Regions from separate parts of the Homo sapiens genome. Here regions 1, 3, 4, 5, 6 and 7 are each linked to region 2. Evidence: chromatin contacts called from ENCODE Hi-C or POLR2A ChIA-PET data. All regions are on one chromosome and are shown on one strand. The core of a region is the stretch at or near the end of the contact, and the rest is flanking DNA. Distances in the headings are between cores, read along the strand shown.

What was found. Hi-C counts contacts between places; a loop is a spot of excess contacts on that map. ChIA-PET counts read pairs that join two places held with the same protein, here RNA polymerase II (POLR2A). Pooled maps may share reads with other maps.
Region 1: a pooled map shows a loop between it and region 2 (4-fold over the local background). The contact joins the promoter of ARHGAP45 here to the promoter of TCF3 in region 2. A Hi-C loop is called at or near these places in 1 of 50 pooled maps. POLR2A ChIA-PET finds 5 or more read pairs at or near these places in 3 of 52 experiments (A673, PC-9 and activated CD8-positive, alpha-beta memory T cell).
Region 3: a pooled map shows a loop between it and region 2 (6-fold over the local background). The contact joins the promoter of ARID3A here to the promoter of TCF3 in region 2. A Hi-C loop is called at or near these places in 1 of 37 single-sample maps with no recorded cell type and 4 of 50 pooled maps. POLR2A ChIA-PET finds 5 or more read pairs at or near these places in 1 of 52 experiments (naive thymus-derived CD8-positive, alpha-beta T cell).
Region 4: a loop to region 2 is called in a pooled map, with 5 times the contacts of the local background. The contact joins the enhancer-like site here to the promoter of TCF3 in region 2. A Hi-C loop is called at or near these places in 1 of 37 single-sample maps with no recorded cell type and 3 of 50 pooled maps. POLR2A ChIA-PET finds 5 or more read pairs at or near these places in 1 of 52 experiments (naive thymus-derived CD8-positive, alpha-beta T cell).
Region 5: a loop to region 2 is called in a map of gastrocnemius medialis, with 20 times the contacts of the local background. The contact joins the promoter of PTBP1 here to the promoter of TCF3 in region 2. A Hi-C loop is called at or near these places in 2 of 168 maps with a recorded cell type or tissue (gastrocnemius medialis and naive thymus-derived CD4-positive, alpha-beta T cell), 1 of 37 single-sample maps with no recorded cell type and 10 of 50 pooled maps.
Region 6: a pooled map shows a loop between it and region 2 (3-fold over the local background). The contact joins the enhancer-like site here to the promoter of TCF3 in region 2. A Hi-C loop is called at or near these places in 1 of 50 pooled maps. POLR2A ChIA-PET finds 5 or more read pairs at or near these places in 2 of 52 experiments (activated T-cell and naive thymus-derived CD4-positive, alpha-beta T cell).
Region 7: a loop to region 2 is called in a pooled map, with 10 times the contacts of the local background. The contact joins the enhancer-like site here to the promoter of TCF3 in region 2. A Hi-C loop is called at or near these places in 6 of 50 pooled maps.

What each region holds. Positions count from the first base shown.
Region 1 is chr19:1,065,917-1,068,616 of GRCh38, reverse strand. It overlaps ARHGAP45 (Rho GTPase activating protein 45), which reads right to left and starts at 1,450. Exons shown (of 23, transcript NM_012292.5): 1 at 1,122-1,450; 2 at 1-203. The coding sequence starts at 1,211. RefSeq lists silencers at 331-570, 881-1,640 and an enhancer at 1,501-2,007.
Region 2 is chr19:1,651,202-1,653,901 of GRCh38, reverse strand. TCF3 (transcription factor 3) reads left to right here and starts at 1,287. Exons shown (of 19, transcript NM_003200.5): 1 at 1,287-1,602. RefSeq lists enhancers at 549-658, 779-828 and silencers at 1,119-1,168, 1,179-1,308, 1,839-1,918, 2,009-2,238, 2,046-2,268 and 1 more.
Region 3 is chr19:924,668-927,367 of GRCh38, reverse strand. It overlaps ARID3A (AT-rich interaction domain 3A), which reads right to left and starts at 1,333. Exons shown (of 9, transcript NM_005224.3): 1 at 1,309-1,333. RefSeq lists silencers at 364-556, 544-783, 1,204-1,273, 1,364-2,293, 2,384-2,473 and an enhancer at 399-1,159.
Region 4 is chr19:945,944-948,643 of GRCh38, reverse strand. All of the region lies in intron 3 of ARID3A (AT-rich interaction domain 3A), which reads right to left. Among named protein-coding and RNA genes, the nearest start is that of ARID3A, 21 kb to the right of the region's middle. RefSeq lists enhancers at 762-1,161, 1,242-1,301, 846-1,345. Within about 2 kb of position 1,308, at least 5 of the 41 ENCODE cell types and tissues checked have a DNase peak (open chromatin) inside an H3K27ac peak, as active enhancers do.
Region 5 is chr19:796,145-798,844 of GRCh38, reverse strand. It overlaps PTBP1 (polypyrimidine tract binding protein 1), which reads right to left and starts at 1,393. Exons shown (of 15, transcript NM_002819.5): 1 at 1,340-1,393. The coding sequence starts at 1,347. RefSeq lists enhancers at 1-554, 555-1,440, 1,647-1,986, 1,639-2,274 and silencers at 697-1,006, 1,077-1,256, 1,267-1,616, 1,380-1,734.
Region 6 is chr19:863,066-865,765 of GRCh38, reverse strand. It overlaps CFD (complement factor D), which reads right to left. Exons shown (of 5, transcript NM_001928.4): 5 at 2,125-2,674. The coding sequence ends at 2,528. Among named protein-coding and RNA genes, the nearest start is that of CFD, 4.8 kb to the right of the region's middle. Within about 2 kb of position 1,450, at least 8 of the 41 ENCODE cell types and tissues checked have a DNase peak (open chromatin) inside an H3K27ac peak, as active enhancers do.
Region 7 is chr19:679,581-682,280 of GRCh38, reverse strand. FSTL3 (follistatin like 3) reads right to left here. Exons shown (of 5, transcript NM_005860.3): 3 at 1,792-2,007; 4 at 721-948; 5 at 1-631. The coding sequence ends at 573. Among named protein-coding and RNA genes, the nearest start is that of FSTL3, 4.5 kb to the right of the region's middle. RefSeq lists enhancers at 250-798, 799-1,348 and silencers at 1,169-1,268, 1,459-2,238, 2,269-2,578. Within about 2 kb of position 1,305, at least 41 of the 41 ENCODE cell types and tissues checked have a DNase peak (open chromatin) inside an H3K27ac peak, as active enhancers do.

The sequences.
Region 1 (2,700 bases), core at 201-2,700, 590 kb after region 2:
GCGGCTGTCAGTGGGCTCCGGTGGCTCCGGCCCAGTGTCCAGGAGGCAGCACCCGACAGGGGGAAGCCAGCCGCGCTGGCGTGGCGGCTCAGGCTGGTGGGCCGCTTGAGGGTCCCTGTGGCCTTGACGCCGGAGGACCCAGCGGGCGGCTCCAGGCTTGGTCCGGGGAACACCGCGTCAGCCCCATCCTTCCTGGGCAGCTCCTTGGGCAGGTCCGAGGGGAGCTCGTTAAAGGGATTTTCCGGCCTGGACACGGCCTCAGTTTCCCCAGAAATGAAGTGGGGCTGTGGAGGGCCACCATCACCCTGACCCCACAGGGGTCAAAGGCCAGAGGTCACAGGGCCGAGATTTGGTAGTGTACCCCCCCACCTGTTACCCAACATCCTCTTCCCTAGAGCTTTCACAAACAACGGTCCTTGCCCAAACCACAGCCGGGGCGGGGCCTGCGGGGAGGCGCGGGAGGGGGGTCCCCACTTCCTGGTGGGGGTGGGGAGGGTCCTCAGCCCTTCAAGCCCCCCTCAGGCTCCTACAACGCAGGTGCTTTAAGTGAACACACTTCTGACTCTGTCTGTCCCCTAAAGGTCCATGGAACCCCAGAGCCTATGGGCAGCCCCAGGCCTTGTAGACATCCCGGACCCCCAAGCTCTGTAGACCCCCCCCCCAGCTTTGTAGACACCCCAGGCCTGGGGACACTCCCCAACCTCTGAACCTGGTGGATCCCATTAGAGGATCTGCTGCCCGGTCAACCTTCAGCCCAATGGCCAGGCCACAGCCCTCCCATCTCAACGGCCCCTAGAGCCCCCAGATTGCCTAAGCCCCCAACCTGCAGCGGCCCAAACACAACATCGTCCCAACCCGGCACCCTCCCTTCCTGCTCCCTGGGCCCCGCGGCCAGCCCTGGATGGAGTGGAGGGAGGCGGCCACCACTCCCAGGGTCCCTACCGTGAGCTGAATGCCGGGGTCCCGGCCTCTCTGCTGTGGCCCCTGCCGTCCCGCCCGGTAGGGGCTGTAGCTGGCACGAGCCCCCAGCCGCCGCCCCAGCATGAGCCCCGAGCACAGGGCGGGTCCCTGTCCCCCTGCGGCCCGGCGTCAGCTCCGGGTCTCACCCGGGCTCCACTCACCCCCGAGGGCTGCGGGCTGGGGCTTCCCGCGCGGTTCTTTTTCGAGATGGAAGGGGTTTTCATGAGCTCTCGTTTCTTCCTGGAGAACATGATGGGGCCCCGGCCGGGAGCCCGAGGGGGCGGGCTGGGGGTCTCAGCGCTGCAGCTCCCGGCGCTGGCCGCTTCGGGACCACATTGTCGCCGGCCACCCCCTCCCCAGCTGTCAGGCCCACGTGACAGGCCCGGCCGTCACTGGCGGGCCCTCCCCCCAACAGGAAAAGGCTTCGGGGAGGCGGCGACGCGGCCTCGCCCCCGACCCTTCCCGGCCTCAGCCTGCGGCTCTGCGGAGTGGGCGCGAAGGTGAGGTCGCAGGCCCCGCCCCCAGCCCCGGGCCGCGCCCCCCGCTTCCGCCTTCGGGAGCTCGGAGCCGCGCCGCTCGCGGGGTGGGACCGGGAGCCCCTGCCTGACGCTGGCGGGCACGGGGCGGCCGACTGCAGGGCGCTGACTCTCACTCCCGGACGCGAGTGGGCGTGCACAGACACGTGCACGATGACACGCAGAGACCCGGACCTCCACACGCGCTCAGACGCCACCAAGCCCCTGGAGCCTCGCCCTCAGACCCCAGACACACGCACAGGCCGAAGCTGCGCCCCTGCAGCCCCCTTTTCCCTGAAGGCAAGCCCGCTCCACCGCCTCTCCTGCAGACCCTAGGGTGTGGCCGGGCCCCAGCAGGGCCGGGCAGAGTAGGGTCCCCCCCATCACCCGCCCTGCAGCCCCGTGAAGTGGGTCAGGTCGAGGACAGGTGGGGAAACTGAGGCCCAGAACCGAAACCCTGGGGGCAAAGACGTCCAGGAAGTCAGAACAATCCAGGTTACCGGGCCCTGTCCGTCTGGGTCCCCACGTCCGTCTGGGTCCCCACGTCCACCTGGTCCTGGGCTGCCTGCACAGGGGTCCCCAAAGTGTGGTGTGGACCCCACCATCGGCAGAATATGCTGAGGACACCTGGTTACCTCTCAGCAGCCCTGTGGGCCATATCATGTTGCCCCAGACCTGCCCTTAGCTAAGGTCCCCAGCCCCGCCTCCCAAGCTGCATTCCAGTGACTCTGGACCACCGGACGTGCTGGGCAGCAGGACGCAGGCACCCGTTGCTGATAACAGCCTGAGGCGGCATTGGCCAAGAGCTGGGGCATCTGCAGGCATACAGATCCCAGCCTCCTACCTTCCCCCAACCCCCACCCCGCAGTGTGAACTCTCTCCCCCCTCCCCAAGTCTCCCTGCTGTCCCCTTCCAGAACCCCACCCCCAATCCCAAAACCCCAACCTCTTTCCTTTCCCAAACCCCATTCCCACCTACCTCGGGTGGGAGGGGCAGATCTCTGGGGCACAGGACATGAAGGCCACAGCCCCTTGCTCCAAGTCTGGCTCTCCAGGCCCAGGTCCAAGTGCAAACCCAGCCCAGCAGACCCTTGAGAACTCTTTGCCCCCGACTCATGGCGCTGAGGGCTGGGGTCAGAGGGTGAGGGTCAGCTGGATGTCGGATGGGCTTCTGGCCCGGCCCTGGCCTGTGCTCCGGGACACCGGGCTCCTGTAAGCTTCCCAGG
Region 2 (2,700 bases), core at 38-2,537:
TATTTTGAGACGGAGTTTCGTCCTTGTTGCCCAGGCTGGAGTACAATGGCGTGCTCTCGGCTCATTGCAACCTCCGCCTTTCGGGTGAAAGCGATTCTGCTGCCTCAGCCTCCCGAGTAGCTAGGACTACAGGTGCCCGCCACCATGCCCGGCTAATTTTTGTATTTTTAGTAGAGATGGGGTTTCACCGTGTTGGCCAGAGAGGTCTCGAACTCCTGACTTCAGGTGATCTGCCCGCCTTGGCCTCCCAAAGTGCTGGGAATACAAGCGTGGGCCACCGCGTCCGGTCAACTTTTTAAATTATTATTTTAAATTATTTTAAATATTTTTAGAGACGGGTGTGGGTGGGGGGGGTTTCACTATGTTGTTCAGGCTGTTCTCGAACTCCTGGCCTCAAGCGATCTTCCCGCCTCGGCCTCCTTCAAAGCGCTGGGATCACAGGCAGGAGCCACGGCGCCCGATCCTAGGCGGGGTCACTTTTTACTAAAATGTAGACACGGACTACTAAGAATCAGGAAGCCAGATCTGGCCTGAGTTCTGTCCAAAGTCAGGTCCAAATTCACAGATGCCGAGACGGAGACTCAAGTCGGCAAAGGCACCGCTGAGACTCCCCGCGGGGCTCTCTGACCCAGAGCCGGAGCCAGAGTCGGTTTTCCCGCCGGGAAAATGGGTCTGACGTAGCCCCCTCGGGGCCGTGATACCCGCTCGCACCACTCAGCACGCGGGGCCGGCCCGAGGAACGCAAATATAACCAAGCAGAAGGCTCCGCGCGGGCGGCCACGCCAACCTGAGAACAAAACTCCAGGACCCACCCCGGCCGCCTCTCGCGGCCTCTCGCTCGCAGAGTCCCGCCTCTGCTGAGGGGCGGGGCCGAGAAGAAAGGAGGCGGGGCCTCACCACGAATGGCTAGGATCCCCGCCCATCAGACTTTCGCGGCTTCCGATTGACCAGACTGCTCTGCCTTAGCTTTCAATCTCACGGGCCTTACTCGCTTGCGTCATGGACTAAGCGCACAGCTCGTGTGTGCTTCCGCGGACGGGGATAGTCCGTGATTTCTCCCCGCGCCGTGGCCCGACCGCCTCCTCTGCGCGTCCCCGCTCCCAGGCTCTGGACCTCACGGGATTCGGGGTCCTCACGAGGGTGCTCGAGAGGCCGAGCTAGGGCGTTCGGGCCCGAGCCGCCCGGAGGTGGCGGAGGGATCCGCGTGGGCCGCCGGGCGGGGCACTCGGGGGCGGGGCAGGGGCGGGGCCTGCACGGGGCGGGGCGGGGCGGCGCGGGCGGGGGGCGGAACATGTCTCCCGCCGCAGGAAGATGAGGCAGCGGCGGCGGCTGCGGGCGTAGCGGGCCGGAGCCGACGCGGCGGCGGGCACCGCGGGCACCGCGCACGCCGCTGCCCCAGGGGCGCCCCGGCCGGCCGCGCGCACGGGCCCCGCGGGACGGGCCACGCGGGGGTGGGAGGGGCCCGGGCCACGCGCGCCGCCGCCGCCGCCCACGCGCGACCCTCGGGGGCCCGGCCGCGACGCACCTTTGTCCGGGGGGGGGCCCCCCCGCTTCATGCCGCCGCCCCCCCCCACGCGCCGCGTGCCCGGCCGCGCCCAGCAGGTGAGCCCGGCGGGGGGCGGGGGGCGCGCCCGGTACCCCCGTGCTTTGTGCCCAGGGAACCCCGGCCCGCCCCGCGCGCGCTTGTTGGGGGGGGGCGCGGAGGAAGTTGGGGCGGGGGCGGTGTCGGGGGGCGCCCCGCGGCCCGGGAGTCATTGTTCTCCAACTTCGCGCGGCGCCGGGGGGGCGGCGACGTGGAGGAGCCCGGAGCTCGCCAGGCCCGCGTCGCCCCCGTCGGGCCGGGCACTTCGGGAAACTTTAAGCAGCCCCGGGCGGGGGCGCGGGGGGCGCCGGACGGGCTGTGCAACTTAGGCGCGAGGACCGTCCCCCCCAGCCCGGGCGCACGGGGACCCCGGGGCGCCCCCTTTCTCGGGTAGAGGGGGGCCCGGCCCGGGCGCCGGAGTTTGGGGTGGGGAGCGCGCGGGAGGGACGTCCTTTTGTCTGCGCGGGGAAGGTGCCGCGCGCTGCAGGCGCTGGTCGGGGCCGGGCGGGCCGGGGGGGGGCGCGCGGGTAACATCTGCTCCGCGTTAATGCGGGGCGAGGCGGCGGCCGCGCTGCGAGCTTCAAAGGCTCCCGGGCCGCACCGCCTGCACCGGCTGCGGGGGGAGGGGGGTCCGGCTTCCCGGGCCGCCTCCCCCCGGGAAAAAGGCGTTCCAGCGCGCCCCCCGCCTTCGGCGCCGTGCAAAGTGGCTTCAAACATTCTCCAAGTCTCTCAAAGTCCTTGGGACGCCCCAGAAGTCTTCCAGCTCCCGTAGAATGCCCGTTTTAGCTCGCCACCCCCCCAACTAAGTCTGTCTTAAAATCGGTTTCAGCTACCCCACAAAAAAGTGCGGTTTCGTAGTCCTCAAAAAAAGTCAGTTTCACACGCCCTCCAAAAAAGAAAAAAACTGAGCGGGGGAGGGGCTGCGCTGGGGCGCCCGCTTCACACCCGGCCTCCAGTTGGCAGACAAAGAGGGGATTTCTCTGCTTCTGAAGTTGGGTCTCCCTCGACCTCGGAGGCTCCTCCCCACCCCCAGCCTCGGAGGTGTCTCCCGGGCTGCCCCCGTCCCCACCTGGGGACCCCTGGGGAAAGTCGAGACTGGAGGGGCCTGGAGTGCATTT
Region 3 (2,700 bases), core at 84-2,583, 730 kb after region 2:
TCGCCGCCATAACCCTAAACTAGCTACGCCCACCCCCTTCAGACCCCTCCCCCCAAGAGCCCTTTGTCCTCGACCCCCACCCCCATTTTATGACAGCCCCAAGGGAGAGGCTGGGACGGGGCGCTGGGTGGTCGTTGGACCAGGCAGGGGTGGGGGGCGGAGGGATCCTGGGCCACACCCTCCTCCCCCCAGGCCTCCGGAGAGAGGTCACCCGCTCGGCGCGGGCCTTGCAAAACATGGTTATTTAAAGAGTTGTGCAAGGCCCCGGGCCCGCGGGTGGCGAAAGGGGCCCCTCACTCCACGAAGGGAAGAGGAGGGGGAGGGGCGGGGCAGAAAGCTGGGGAGGGGGCTAAGAAAGTCCTGGGTTGGGGGGGCCTGGAGGAAGTGAGAAAAAAACTCAAGAAGGAGAAGAAATAAGAAGACAGAAACCCTGGTCCGGATTTCAAAGGCTTCTTGGAAAGCGGCCGATTTGCATGGGGGGGGGAACCCCTCCAGCCCGAGCGCCTAAAAACGGAAGATAATTGAACCCGCCGCCCGGGGCCGGCGCCGAGCGTTGGAGTTGACAAACGCGCGCTCCCAGCGCTTCCTGCGCCCGCTTTTGTGTCTGGGGGGCCCTGAAACGGGTCAGGGGGCTCTTCCTGGGTATCCCCGCCGAGGAACCGGGCGCCCGGGCCCAACCCACCCCGGCGCCCGGGGGCCGCGGTGTCTCCCCCGGGGGCCCCTCTCTGCGCTGGGGCGGACACTTTATAAATAAACCAGCCCGGCTGGGGAGGCTCGCCGGGAACTACCCTCCCTCCTCTCTGGGCTCCCGAATAAATCCCTGATTTCGGGGAGAAAGAATAAAAATGAAATAAAATATCGGGGTGCAGCCCCCCGCGCGCGCGCAGAGACCATTTCCTTCCGCTGGGGAGGGGGGGGCGCGCACTCGCGACCCCCGATCGCCCCTGCTCGCCCCTGAGCGATTGATCCAGTGGGGAGTGAAGTCTCCAAGCGGGGTGCAGAGAAAACTCCCCGAACCCCAGCCCGCCAGGGCCGCCTTCCCAGTCCGGGACCCCCACCAACATCTCCGCCCAACTTTGGGGACCCCCTTCTTTGGCTTCCAGGACGCACTGCGCCCACCCCGGCACCGGAACCCGCGCTGGGAACGGCCAGCGCGCTCCCCAGCCTTACCGCGCAGGGCGGCTCGTAGTGGGGCGCGCGCCCCGCGCCTGGGGTCGGCCTGCCCGGGCCCGCCTGGCTTCCAGCCGCCGGTGCGCGCCGCTGGCTCCCGGCCCCCGACCCACGGGGCTGTGCCGCGCGCCGACTCACCGAGCCGCCAGCCGCGTCCGCGTCTACACCCCTCCGCCCGATTGGTAAGAGGCGCCCCGCGCGCGGCCGGCCCCCGCCCCGCCCCTCCCCCACCCCCAGACAAATCACCAGGGGACGAGTCGCTCTCGGATGCAAATACCTGGCCGGTGATTCAGCGCCGCGGCCCGGGCGCGGGAGGGCCTCGCCAGGGCTCCCCACTTTTCCCCGCACGCCCCCTCGCCCCCCTCCCGCGGTCTGACGACGCGCAACCAGCCCGGGGGCGCTGGGGAGCCGGGCAGAGTGGACGGAAATTTTCAGGTCGCGGCCCCTTTAAAGGATAATAAATAATAAACGGGAAGGGGAACAGCGCCGCGGGAGGCCCCGCCCCCGGCCTAGGGACGGTGGGCAAAGTGCGCGACGCGGCCCCAAGCGCAGAGGGTGCCGGGGGCAGGGGCTGGGGCGGGAGCGCCCCGGGGGAAGAAGAGGGGACTGACTGGGGCTCCGCCTGGGCGGGCTGGCCGGAGGCATCGGAGCCAGATCCGGGACCAAGTCTCTTCCCTTCTTACGGAGCACCTACGCTGGGCCTCGTGGACTCGGAGTTTCACCTTCGCCCCTTAGACGGAGAGACCCTGAGAGAGTGACTTCACTCTCCGGAGCCGCCGTTTCCAAGTCTGAGAAATGGGCTTGAAAGACCCGGTGCAGAGCTGGGCGGGCGGCGTCGGAGGGAGGGAACCAGGGTCCCGCCGGCCTCCCTCTGGGGAGGGACGGGCTGCAGACGGGGGCTCGGCGCGGGCGTGGGGAGGTGCGCGCTGGGACCCGGAGCCCCTTTGTGAAACCAGGACGACCCTGCCCGGCCCGGCTGTCACCAGCGTCGGGAGCTCGGCTGCCCACCACCCCCCCGTGAAGGTGGTGATGACTTACACGGTCTGAGCGGTCGCTTGCCCAACCACGTGCCCCGCGCCTCCCTCCAGGGAGGTCCCTGCACGTCTCCAGCCCTCACTCCTCTCTGTAGTTGGCAACCTTCTTGTCGCCACTGCGCAGAGCAGGAAACTGAGGCACCGAGCGGGGTGCAAGGAAGGCGGTCGGGAGGGGGACGCGTGCTCTGCAGGGAGCTGTGTGCGCGGGAAGCGACCCCAGGGGGCTAAGCGCAGAGGCCCAGGCTCCAGCCCGGACGTGAGCCCCAGGGGAGCCTGGAGGGCGGGCAGGGGCCACCCCGGGGGACCCTCACTTGTGGAGGGTCTCTGGCGGGCTCGGGTCCCCGGTCCTGAGTGTTGGGGGCGGGGTTGTAGTCGTCTCCCTCCCCTTTCCCTAGACTAGCACACGGCATTGCAACTTTCTCTCTGTCCTTCCACCTAGTTGCACCTCCTCCCTCCACAAAACTGCAACCGGGGCCGGCGCGGTGGCTCACGCCTG
Region 4 (2,700 bases), core at 59-2,558, 710 kb after region 2:
CTGGACAGATGAGGCAGGAATGAAGAAGGAATGAAGACGGAGCAGAGCCTGGGGCTGCAGGCGGGAGGAGGGCACGGGGGGCAGGAGGACCTGGAGGACCTGGAGTCTCGCGCCCCAGTCTGCCCATTCTCCGGGCCTCAGTTTACCCATGGTGGGGGTGGGGCCGAAGCCATCAAGAAGCGGAAGCTGGCGCTGTGGCCCCGCAGGACCGCGGCCCCGGGAGGCCGGGGGATTTTGAATCTCGCTGTTTTTCCCGTCCCGGAAACTCCCAGGACTGACAGAGGCAGCAGAGCTGAGCGTGGACCACAGGGCCAGCCACACGGGGCTGTCAGTCCACAGCGTTTCTGCCAGGACAGGGCACTCTGCAGCCATTATTGAGCACCTCCTGTGTGTCCTGGACTATCTTGTATGCTGGGGAGATGCAGTGTCCAAAAAGGGCCCGGACTTCCCGGTTCAGGGAGCAGGAGGAAGAGGTCAGCTGGGGCGGGTGGGCTGTGAAGGGAAACACCAGGGGACAGGCGGCCCCGACCGACCTGGACTGATGGGTCGGGGGAGGGCAGGGTCACCCACACCCAGCAGGCGCTTACTTAGCTAGCGTCTGCTGTGTGACCTCAGGCCCTTCCCCGCCCTCTCTGGGCTCTGCCTGGCCATGGGTTGCTCCTCGTGCACCTGACCAGCCGGGGGGCTCCCCCGCCTGCCTAAGCCACGAGGTCCTTTCAATTCCCGTCAGCACAGCCAGGCCTCGGCGGATGCAGATGCTGAGAGCCCCGCCGGGCGTGGGGAAATTGGGGAAGTGATTCTGGGCAGGGCCGAACATCTGCCGGCTCCACTCCCCCGGCCCTGATGGGCCCCGAGTCCCCTCTCTGGAAATACACAGCGCCGCACCCACGGGGCGGATATTAATAACACTCTCCAGAAATGACAATGAAGCGCGGCCCGGGAAGCTGGCGTGGTGAAGGTGCTTCTCTGTGGATTTCCAGATCACGAGATTCCGGGGGAGCTTGCTGACGCCAGACCCTCCTCATTCTCCCGTGACGGGCCCTTCGTGCGATCGCCACCCTGGCACCTCGGTCTTCTCATCTGTGAAACGGTCCCGGGGCATCTGGGTGGGGGCTGAGACATGGATGGGGGAGTCCCTTGCTCAGGGAGGAGACGCTGACCGGCCGCCAGCCCGTTTCACAGTTGGGGAAACTGAGGCCCACGAGTCCAGGACGGCAGCGACAGGCCTGGTGCTGAGATGTGGCCGGGGTGGGATCAGCTGACAGGCACTTCCAGAAAGTTGGTGCAGAGGAGGCAGGAGGCAGCCCCATGGCGGCGAGATATGACGTGGAAATCTGGGGCCCGCAGTCCCTAATAGAGTCTCCGCCGAGGGCACTGGCCTTAAGCAGCCCCTCTATCTGCCAGGAAACCCGTTTCACAGATGCAGACACAGACACAGATCTGGGCTGACGGCAGGGGGTGCCCCAGGCCACACACAGACACACCCCACCCCACGGTGCCCAGCAATGGGGGGCACCCAGCAAACATTTCAATGCAGAATCTCAGTGTGGGCTGGGCACAGTGGCTCCCACCTTTGATCCCAGCACTGTGGGAGGCCGAGGTGGGCAGACTGCTCGAGCCCAGGAGTTTGAGACCCGCCTGGGCAATATGACAAAACCCTGTTTTTACAAAAAAAAAAAAAAAAATTAGCCAGGCATAGTGGCGCACCTGTAATCCCAGCTACTCAGGGGGCTGAGGCAGGAGGATCACGTGAGCCCAGGAGCTCGAGGCTGCAGTGAGCCGAGATGACATCACTGCACTCCAGCCTGGGCAACAGAGGGAGACCCTGTCACACACACACACACACAAACAAACAAACAGAATTTTAGTTTTGAAGCCTTTGGGATTAAAGAAAGAAAACATTAGCCGGGGACGGTGGCTCACGCCTGTAATCCCAGCACTTTGGGAGGCCGAGGCAGGCGGATCACTTGAGGTCAGGAGCTTGAGACCAGCCTGGCCAACATGGTGAAACCCCATCTCTACTAAAAATACAAAAATTAGCCGGGCATGGTGGCGGGCGCCTGTAGTCCCAGCTACTCGGGAGGCTGAGGCAGGAAAATGGCGTGAACCCGGGAGGCGGAGCTTGCAGTGAGCCAAGACCGCGACACCGCACTCTAGCCTGGGAGACAGTGAGACTCCGTCTCAAAAAAAAAAAAAAAAAAAAAGATTCAAAAAATTAGCCGGGCGTGGTGGTGCACGCTTGTAATCCCAGCTACTCGGGAGGCTAAGGCAGGAGAATCGCTTGAACCCGGGAGGCGGAGCTTGCAGTGAGCCAAGATCGCACCACTGCACTCCAGCCTGGGTGACAAAGCAAGACTCTGTCTCATAAATAAATACATAAATAAATAAATAAAAAGGAAAAAGTAAAAGTAAAAAAAACAAAAAAATAAAAATGAAATACCCAGTGTTCTCCTCCCCCAGGCAGTGACGAACCTGCCACTCCACGCGGCCGGGGCGTTCTGTACAGGGTCCCCGCCCCCCAGACCGGCCAGCCCACCCACAATACGCCCTCATGCTCCCACCTGGACGCCGGGCCCCTGCCTCCGCGAGCCTCATTTTTCCCTGCTGAGAAATGGGCTCGGAGTAACCGCAGGGTCCAAGCACTTTGCCCAGAGCTGGGCACTCAGCAATTAACTCCGTCCTGGGGTTCCCTGCAGACGG
Region 5 (2,700 bases), core at 144-2,643, 860 kb after region 2:
GAGCCCCGCCCGACCCGACTCTCCCTCCTCGGGACACCCCGGGGGGAAGGTGGATAGAAAGCCGGACTGTCCGAGGCCCTCCCTTCAGCCCCGGCCAGGTCCTGACCCAACAGTGAGCTCCCCACGGCTTCTCCCGGCCACTGCAACTCCCGGCGAGGCCCTAAGTGACTCGGAGCGTCCGTCGGAAGGGCAGCCTCCGGGCCTCCTGCCTCACTCCGGGAGGCGAGTGCGCGGCCCCCGAGCCCGCGGTGCTGGGTCCGAGAGCGGGGAGCCCTCGTCTCGCCGTCTGCAGGACCCACCTGCCCGCACGCATGCTAAGGGGTCCAGACCCACTCTAGGGCTGCGCCTCTTCTGACACCACAGACTGCACGGACCACGTTTAACAGACTTTTAAAAGTGACTGAACCCAAGAAAAACTTCTCAGGAAAACGGAAAGAATGCGAAACATCTCCAGCCTCTCCCGCTTCCTATTCCCAGGGAGGGCCTCGCGCAGGAAGCGCTCGGCGGGACACGGCCTTTCTGGAGGGGGCTCCCACCTCTCCCAAGGGAAGCCCGCCCAGCAAAGCCGCCCGGAAAGGCTGCCCCGGCCCGAGAGCCGGGAAGGCCCCTCCCCATGACGGCGCCCGCGGGGGTCCCTGGAGAGGCCCCTCCGGCCCCGGGGCGGAGGACAGACCCTCGGGGCGGCCGCTTCTCTCCCGAGATCACCGAAACCCCTTGGCCGCGGCCCGGGGCGCACGGGGGGCAGGGGTAGGGCGGGGAGCGCAGAGACTCGGGCCCGCGGCGAGGCCCCGGCGCCAGCTTTCCCTCCCGGCGGCCGCCCCAGCCCCGCCTGCGCTTCCGGGGCTGCGCCGGGGGCAGAGTCCGGGCGGCGGGAAAGGCGCGCGCCCCCGATGGCGGCCGCGCACGCGCGCTGGGGCCAACGGGGACGCGCGACGGGCTACGCAGGCGCACGAGGGGAGCGGACGGGAGGCGGGAAGGGCCATCCGGGCGCGCGAGGGCCGGACGGGAAGCGGGAAGGGCCGCGCGCCGCCGAGGCGGGGCAAAGGCGAAGTGCGGGGACGCGCGCGGAGGGGGAGGGGCGCGGGAGGCCGCGTGCGCTAGGGACGGGGCGCGCGGGGGCCGGAAGCGGGCCGGACGGGGGATGGGGACGCGGCCAGACCCCCGGGAAGCCCCTGACCCGCCCCGCACCCGCGCCCGCCACGCGGAGAGGAAGGGGAGAGCCCGCCGCCCCCTCCCGCCCGAGAGGGGGCGAGATCGGCCCCGGGGAGGCCGGCGCGGCGGCGGGGGCAGGGCTGCGGCGCGGGGAGGGCGGTGGGGCGCGGGGCGACGTGCGACTCACCCGTCCATGGCACACAGAGCAGACCCGCGGGGGACGGAGTGGAGGCGCCGGAATAGCAGGAACCGACCCAACGGCTCCGAGTTATAGACTCACAAAATGGCGGAGACGCCCGCACACGTCCCCCGCGCGCGCTGCCCATTGGCTCCCGCTGCAGCCAGGGGGCGGGGAGAGCCCCGCGGGCCCCCGCCAGCACCTCCCACTGGCCAGAAGGCCGCCCGGGGGCGGGACCCAGAGAAATCGCAGGCGCCTATTGGGGGAGGCGGTTATTCCTCAAGGCCGAAGGCGGAAACGGCTTGTGTAGTCGGGGGAGGGGGAGAAAATGGGATCACGTGACGGCGTCTGAGCCAGTCAGCTGGCGCGTGGCTTTGCGGGAGACGCCATCTTGAGAGTGGGTACGTGGCGAGTCAGGCGGCGGGAAGCGTGCTTTGCCCAGGCTGCCGCCATCTTGCAAGTGGGCAGGACCCGCCCGCCTGGGCCGTGAGGGCAAAGGGAGTCGCATCGCCATCTTGGAGTCGGGCAGGAAACCCTCAGGGCTCCATGTTGGTTGTGGGCACATGGCCAAAAAGTCCGATTCAAACTGAGCGCTCACATCTGGGTGATCGCGCGGGGAGGGAAAGGCCGCGTCGCGTCCCGGACACGCCAGGGCTGTTTCCACAGTGGCCACAGATACTGCGGGCGCGCCATGATCCGGGGTCACCCCCGACCGTTCTTTGTTCGCCCCGGAACAGCGAATCCCGACTGCGGAGATAGGGAAACTGAGGTCCGGGCCCCGCACAGTCCGCGGCCGGCTGCCTACAGCTGGGAAAACTGAGGCCTGGACCTTGTACAGTCCGCGGCCGCCCGCCTACAGCTGGGGAAACTGAGGCCTGGACCTTATACAGTAGGCGGCCGCCCGCCTACAGCTGGGGAAACTGAGGCCTGGACCTTGTACAGTCCGCGGCCTCTCACCTACAGCTGGGGAAACTGAGGCCTGGACCTTGTACAGTCCGCGGCCGCCCGCCTACAGGTGGGGAAACTGAGGCCTGGACCTTGCAGTCCTTGGCCGCCCGCCTACAGCTGGGGAAACTGAGGCCTGGACCTTGTACAGTCCGCGGCCTCTCACCTACAGCTGGGGAAACTGAGGCCTGGACCTTGTACAGTGGGCGGCCGCCCGCTTACAGCTGGGGAAACTGAGGCCTGGACTTTGCACAGTCCGCGGCCAACCGCCTAAAGCTGGGGAAGCTGAGGTCCGGGCCACACACAGTCCACGGCCATCCGCCTACAGCTGGGGAAACTGAGGCCAAAGCCACACACAGTCCACGGCCATCTGCCTACAGCGGGGGAAACTGAGGCCCAGGCCACACACAGTCCACGGCCATCCG
Region 6 (2,700 bases), core at 201-2,700, 790 kb after region 2:
ATGGCGAGACCTCATCTCTACAAAAATCTTAAAAATTAGCTGGGTGGCCAGGCGAGGTGGCTCATGCCTGTAACTCCAGCACTTTGGGAGGCCGAGGGGGGGCGGATCACCTGAGGTCGGAAGTTCGAGACCAGCCTGACCAACATGGAGAAACCCCGTCTCTACTAAAAATGCAAAATTAGCCGGGCGTGGTGGCGCATGCCTGTAATCCCAGCTACTCGGGAGGCTGAGGCAGGAGAATCGCTTGAACCATCAGGCAGAGGTTGCAGTGAGCCGAGATCGTGCCATTGCACTCCAGCCTGGGCGACGAGAGAGACTCCGTCTCAAAAACAACAAAAACAAAAACGTGAAATTCACACAGTGAGCTCCAACTTCGTGGTGGTCACCAGACGGCTGAATGGGCCCCCTTCCGTGCAGTGCAGTATTTACCAAATTCCTAAGAGCAGGGCTGGGGCTTAGATGTGTCTTACCGTGCCCGGCCCAGGGCTCTGCACACAGTAAGTGCTCAATACGTGCTTGCACGTCAGTGTGATTCCTAGGTGAGTGTTCCATAGCCCCAAAAACACCCAAGCACAGTGTTCATCAATCCATCCCCCCTTTTCCCAGCGGACCTGCCTCTCAGATCATCAGTCTTTTTTTTTTTTTTGAGATGGAATCTCGCTCTGTCACCCAGGCTGCAGTGTAGTGGTGTGATCTCCACTCACTGCAACCTCCACCTCCCGGGTTCACGCCATTCTGCCTCAGCGTCCCGAGCAGCTGGGACTACAGGTGCCTGCCACCACGCCCGGCTAATTTTTTGTATTTTTAGTAGAGACGGGGTTTCACCGTGTTAGCCAGGATGGTCTCGATCTCCTGACCTCATGATCTGCCCGCCTCAGCCTCCCAAAGTGCTGGGATGACAGGCGTGAGCCACCGGCACCCGGCCCATCAGTCACTTTTTCTTTTCTCTTTTTTTTTTTTTTCTTTCTTTTTGAGATGGAGTCTCCTTCTGTTGCCCAGGTTGAAATGCAGTGGTGCTATCTCGGCTCACTGCAAGCTTCACCTCCTGGATTCAAGCTATTCTCCTGCCTCAGCCTCCCAAGTAGCTGGGACTACAGGCATCCGCCACCACGCCCGGCTAATTTTTTTGTATTTTTAGTGGAGATGGGATTTCACCGTGTTGGCCAGGATGGTCTCAATCTCCTGACCTTGTGATCTGCCCGCCTCGGCCTCCCAAAGTGCTGGGATTACAGGCATGAGCCACCGCGCCTGGCCCATCAGTCTTTTTCTACGATAGCGCCTGGCTGCCCCTCCACCAGGTGGGAGAAAGGGCACAGGGCCTCAGGTGTCCTCCCTGGCCTTGCCAAGAAGGGTGACCTGAGGTCCAGGGCCTCCAGCAAGCAGGTGCCGCTGCTCGTCGTCCTGGTGTGGGTCTGGCCGCACCCAGGGTGGTTTGTGAAGGCAGGCTCCGTGGCTCTGGGCTCCAGTCCAGGCTGTGTCCTGGAGCTTCTGTGTAAGGTCAGGAGAGTCGCACAGTCCCTGTGAGCCTCAGTTTCCCCTTATGGGATATGGGTCATAGGAACACGGCCTCGAAGGGTTTCTGTGCACCTGAGTCTCAGCCCACAGCCTTGCACACAGAAGACGCTCACATTCCCCTTGGTAAGCAAAGGGAAACGGTATGAGCCAGACCAGGAGGGGACACCCATGCCTGGCGGGCCTTCGCGCGTGTGTGTGTGTGTGTGTGGCAAGGGCGCCGCCGTGTGGCCGCGTCAGCCCCACGGAAGCGCTGGACCCGGAACTTCGCTGTATTCTCCGTTCTTGCGCTTTTATCTGTAGCTTCCCGCGTTCCTCTTTTTTTAATGTTTCTGTTTTTGTTTTGAGACAGAGTCTCGCTCTGTCACCCAGGTCGGAGTACAGTGGTGCGATCTCAGCTCACTGCAACCTCCGCCTCCCGGGTTCAAGCTATCCTCCTGCCTCAGCCTCCTGAGTAGCTGGGGCTACAGGTGCCCACCACCACGCTCAGCTAATTTTTTTTTGTATTTTTAGTAGACACGGGGTTTCACCATGTTGGTCAGGCTGATCAGGAACTCCTGACCTCAAATGATCCGCCCGCCTCGGCCTCCCAAAGTGCTGGGATTACAGGCGTGAGCCACCACGCAGAATTTTTTTTTTTTTTTTGTAGAGAGAGACAAGGTTTCACTCTGTTGCCCAGGCTGGAGGGCAGTGGTGCAATCACAACTCACTGCAGCCTCAGCCTCCTGCGTTCAAGTCATCCTCCCACCTCAGCCTCCTGAGTAGCTGGAACTACAAGCACCCACCTCCATGCCCGCCAATTGCCCAGCTAATTTTTTATTTATTTGTAGAGATGGAGTCGCGCTACGTGGCCCATGCTGATCTCGAACTCCTGAGATCCAATGATCCTCCCACCTCGGCCTCCCCTTCTGCATATAGTAGGTGCTCAATAAAGACCAACCAGATGCAGGAGTGGATGACTTCATTGCTCGGGACTTTGTTGCTTGGGTGACCCTGACCTTCAGGCCCCGGCACCCTAGGCCAGGACGCTGTCGATCCAGGCCGCATAGCTCGCCACGCGGGTGTAGATCCCGGGCTTCTTGCGGTTGCCGCAAACGCGCGAGCCCGAGGTGACCACGCCCTCGAGCACGCCCCCGCACACCAGCGGGCCCCCGGAGTCACCCTGCCGGAACAGGACGGGGCCGTGAG
Region 7 (2,700 bases), core at 56-2,555, 970 kb after region 2:
TCCATACTCACCCAGGCTAGATCCTCCATACACACCCAGGCTAGACCCTCCGTACTCACCCAGGCTAGACCCTCCGTACTCACCCAGGCTAGACCCTCCGTACTCACCCAGGCTAGACCCTCCGTACACACCCAGGCTAGACCCTCCGTACACACCCAGACTAGAGGCTTGGGGCTGAGAAAAGCAGTCATGCCTCTTCAGGAATTACCAGCAGAGAATGCCCAGCCCTCTTGATAGTAGCAATAATTAATAGGTTTATCCCCAAAGGAGCGGAAGTGTGGAATCCTCCCCGGCAATAGGTCTTAGGGTAGGGGCTGGGGCATCCTAGAGAAGGGCCCTAAATCAGGCGCTCAGTGTCCGGAACGCAGGTCTATCCCACCCACCAGCCGGCCCCCAGGCCTCCCTTCCTCAGTCCTTCCAGGATATCGTCAGGGAGGTTCTGGGATCCCCAAGTGGTCCGAATCCGGGCTCTAAGGAGTGTCCGTGGCATATAAATTAGACTCTGCTGTGGCAATAAATAACAGGGGATGATGGGGGGCCTCGGGCACCAGGCCCAGGCCTGTCCTGCAGGCTCACACGAAGTTCTCTTCCTCTTCTGCAGACTCACCACCTGGCGGCTCCTCAGGGGTGCCTGCAAGGGTCGATAAGAGCATTGAGGGCGCAGGGCAGGGGGTTCTCCGGCCCCCAGGACAGGCCTGTGCCCCCGCCCTGCGTCTGCACCTGCGCAGCTGCCCGCGTGGCGCACGCCGATGGAGCGGCCCAGGAAGCAGGTGGCCTGGCGCATGTGGCACGAGGAGATGTAGGTGACGTTGTTGTTGCCGCAAAGCTCCTGGCCGGGGCTGGAGGGCACAGGGCAGGGCGCCGCTCGACACACCACGCAGTGGGCGCTGCCCGTCTGGTCCACGACGCACGACTGTGGCCGCGGGCACACCACGTGCTCACAGGACTCTGCAGGCCGGGTGCCAGGGGAAGTTCAGGGGACATCTCGCTGAGAACCCCGCAGGGCTCTTGGCCCCAAGACCCACCCTTAACCCCCAAGATGCGAAAACCCTCTGGTAGGAGACACAAGCACCCCCCCGCCCCCCGTGAGCCCCCCTCTCCATTCCACCCCTCAGGCTCCACCCACAAGCCCTGCCCTTCCCATTGTACCCAGGAGCCACACCTCTTTCGTGAGCTCCTGCCCCTTATGCTACCCAAAGCCCCGCCCCTCCGCGACTGCGGGGCCGCCCACCCAAACTCCACCCACAAATCCCCGCCCATCTCCACCCAGGAACCACGCCCCAGCCAAGAGCCCCGCCCCTTACATGACCCAGTCTCACCCCCCTGGTTCCATCATGCCCCTCTGGTTACACCCACAAGCCCCTCTCTGAGTCACGCTCCCGCTCTGACCATGCCACATACCTCTTGCCCAGTGTGAGCCCCCAGAGGCCCACTATTTTCCAAATCCCAACCCTACAAAAGACCCTACCCCGTGATACTCCCTCGGAAGTATAAAGACGCCCTTACTCAGGCCCCACCGCCACCCATGTGACCTGTCCTGGGCTGGAGGCCCCGCCCCTACGCACTGCGGCAGCGGCCCCGCCCCTCCAGCAGGCCCCGCCCCTCCAGCAGGCCCCGCCCCCGCAGGCCTGGCCCTCACGCATTGCGGTAGCAGCCCCGATACGTCACGCTCAGGTCCGGGTGGTCCCGCCCCAGGCCCCGCCCCCGCCTACTGCGGCAGCAGCCTCGATACATGACGCGCAGGTCCGGTAGGTCCCGCCCCGCCCCTCCACAGACCACGCCCCCACGTACTGCGGCAGCGGCCCCGGTACATGACGCTCAGGTCCGGGTGGCCGCGGCAGCGCGCGGCGCGCAGCTCGCACTCGTCGCGGTAGGTGGCGCCGTCTGAGCCGCAGACCTGCAGCCGCGCCGGGAGCCCCGAGCAGTCGGGCGCGCACTCGCAGCGCGGGCGGCCCCCCAGCATGCGGCACGCCTTGCCCGGGCCGCACTCCACGCCGTCGCACGAATCTGCGGACAGAGGACACGCGCGTGGGGCCGGGCGCGGGAGGGTCCCGGGCGTGGGGCCGCGCGAAGGCCTCGGGGCCCCTCCCTGCGCCCCTTCTGCAGGGCGGAGGCGGGGGCGCCGTCCCAGGTCAGGGTCAGTCGGAGTCGGGGCCCTCGGGTTCCCAGGGGCAGGGCTCAGGGTCCGGGCGCGGGACCGGTGGGGCCGAGGTCCGCGCTGCGCCTGCGCTGGGGGGCGGGGGCTGGGCTCGGTGCGCGCGGGCCGGGGCGGGGGGGGGTCTCTGCCCGGAATCGGGGTCCAGCGGAGCTACGCAGCCCCGGGCCGCTCCTCCTTGCAGCTGGCTGACGTCTGCTCCCGATGCACGCGCTCTTCTGGGAAGGCCGGAGGGGCCCCAGCTGCGTCAGCCTGGGGTGTTCCGCCCTTGCCAGGCGCGAGTCTGGGGCTGCCAGGACCTTCCCCCAGGAGGCGTCGGGGAGGGCGGGGCGCTGGACGGCCCTCCTGGCCTGGGGAGCGATTCCAGGGGAGGGGGCCCCCCACAGCCCTAGGCCTCTGAACCAGGAGCTGCCCCGCAGCCCCGCTGCTCAGACAGGGATATTGAGGTCCTGCTAGGGAAGCTCTCTCTGGGGTCCCCGCCCCCGCTTTCAATGTGAATGCTCATCGCCTCCTAGGCTTATCGCATCTTCCCAAGTCATCATTTT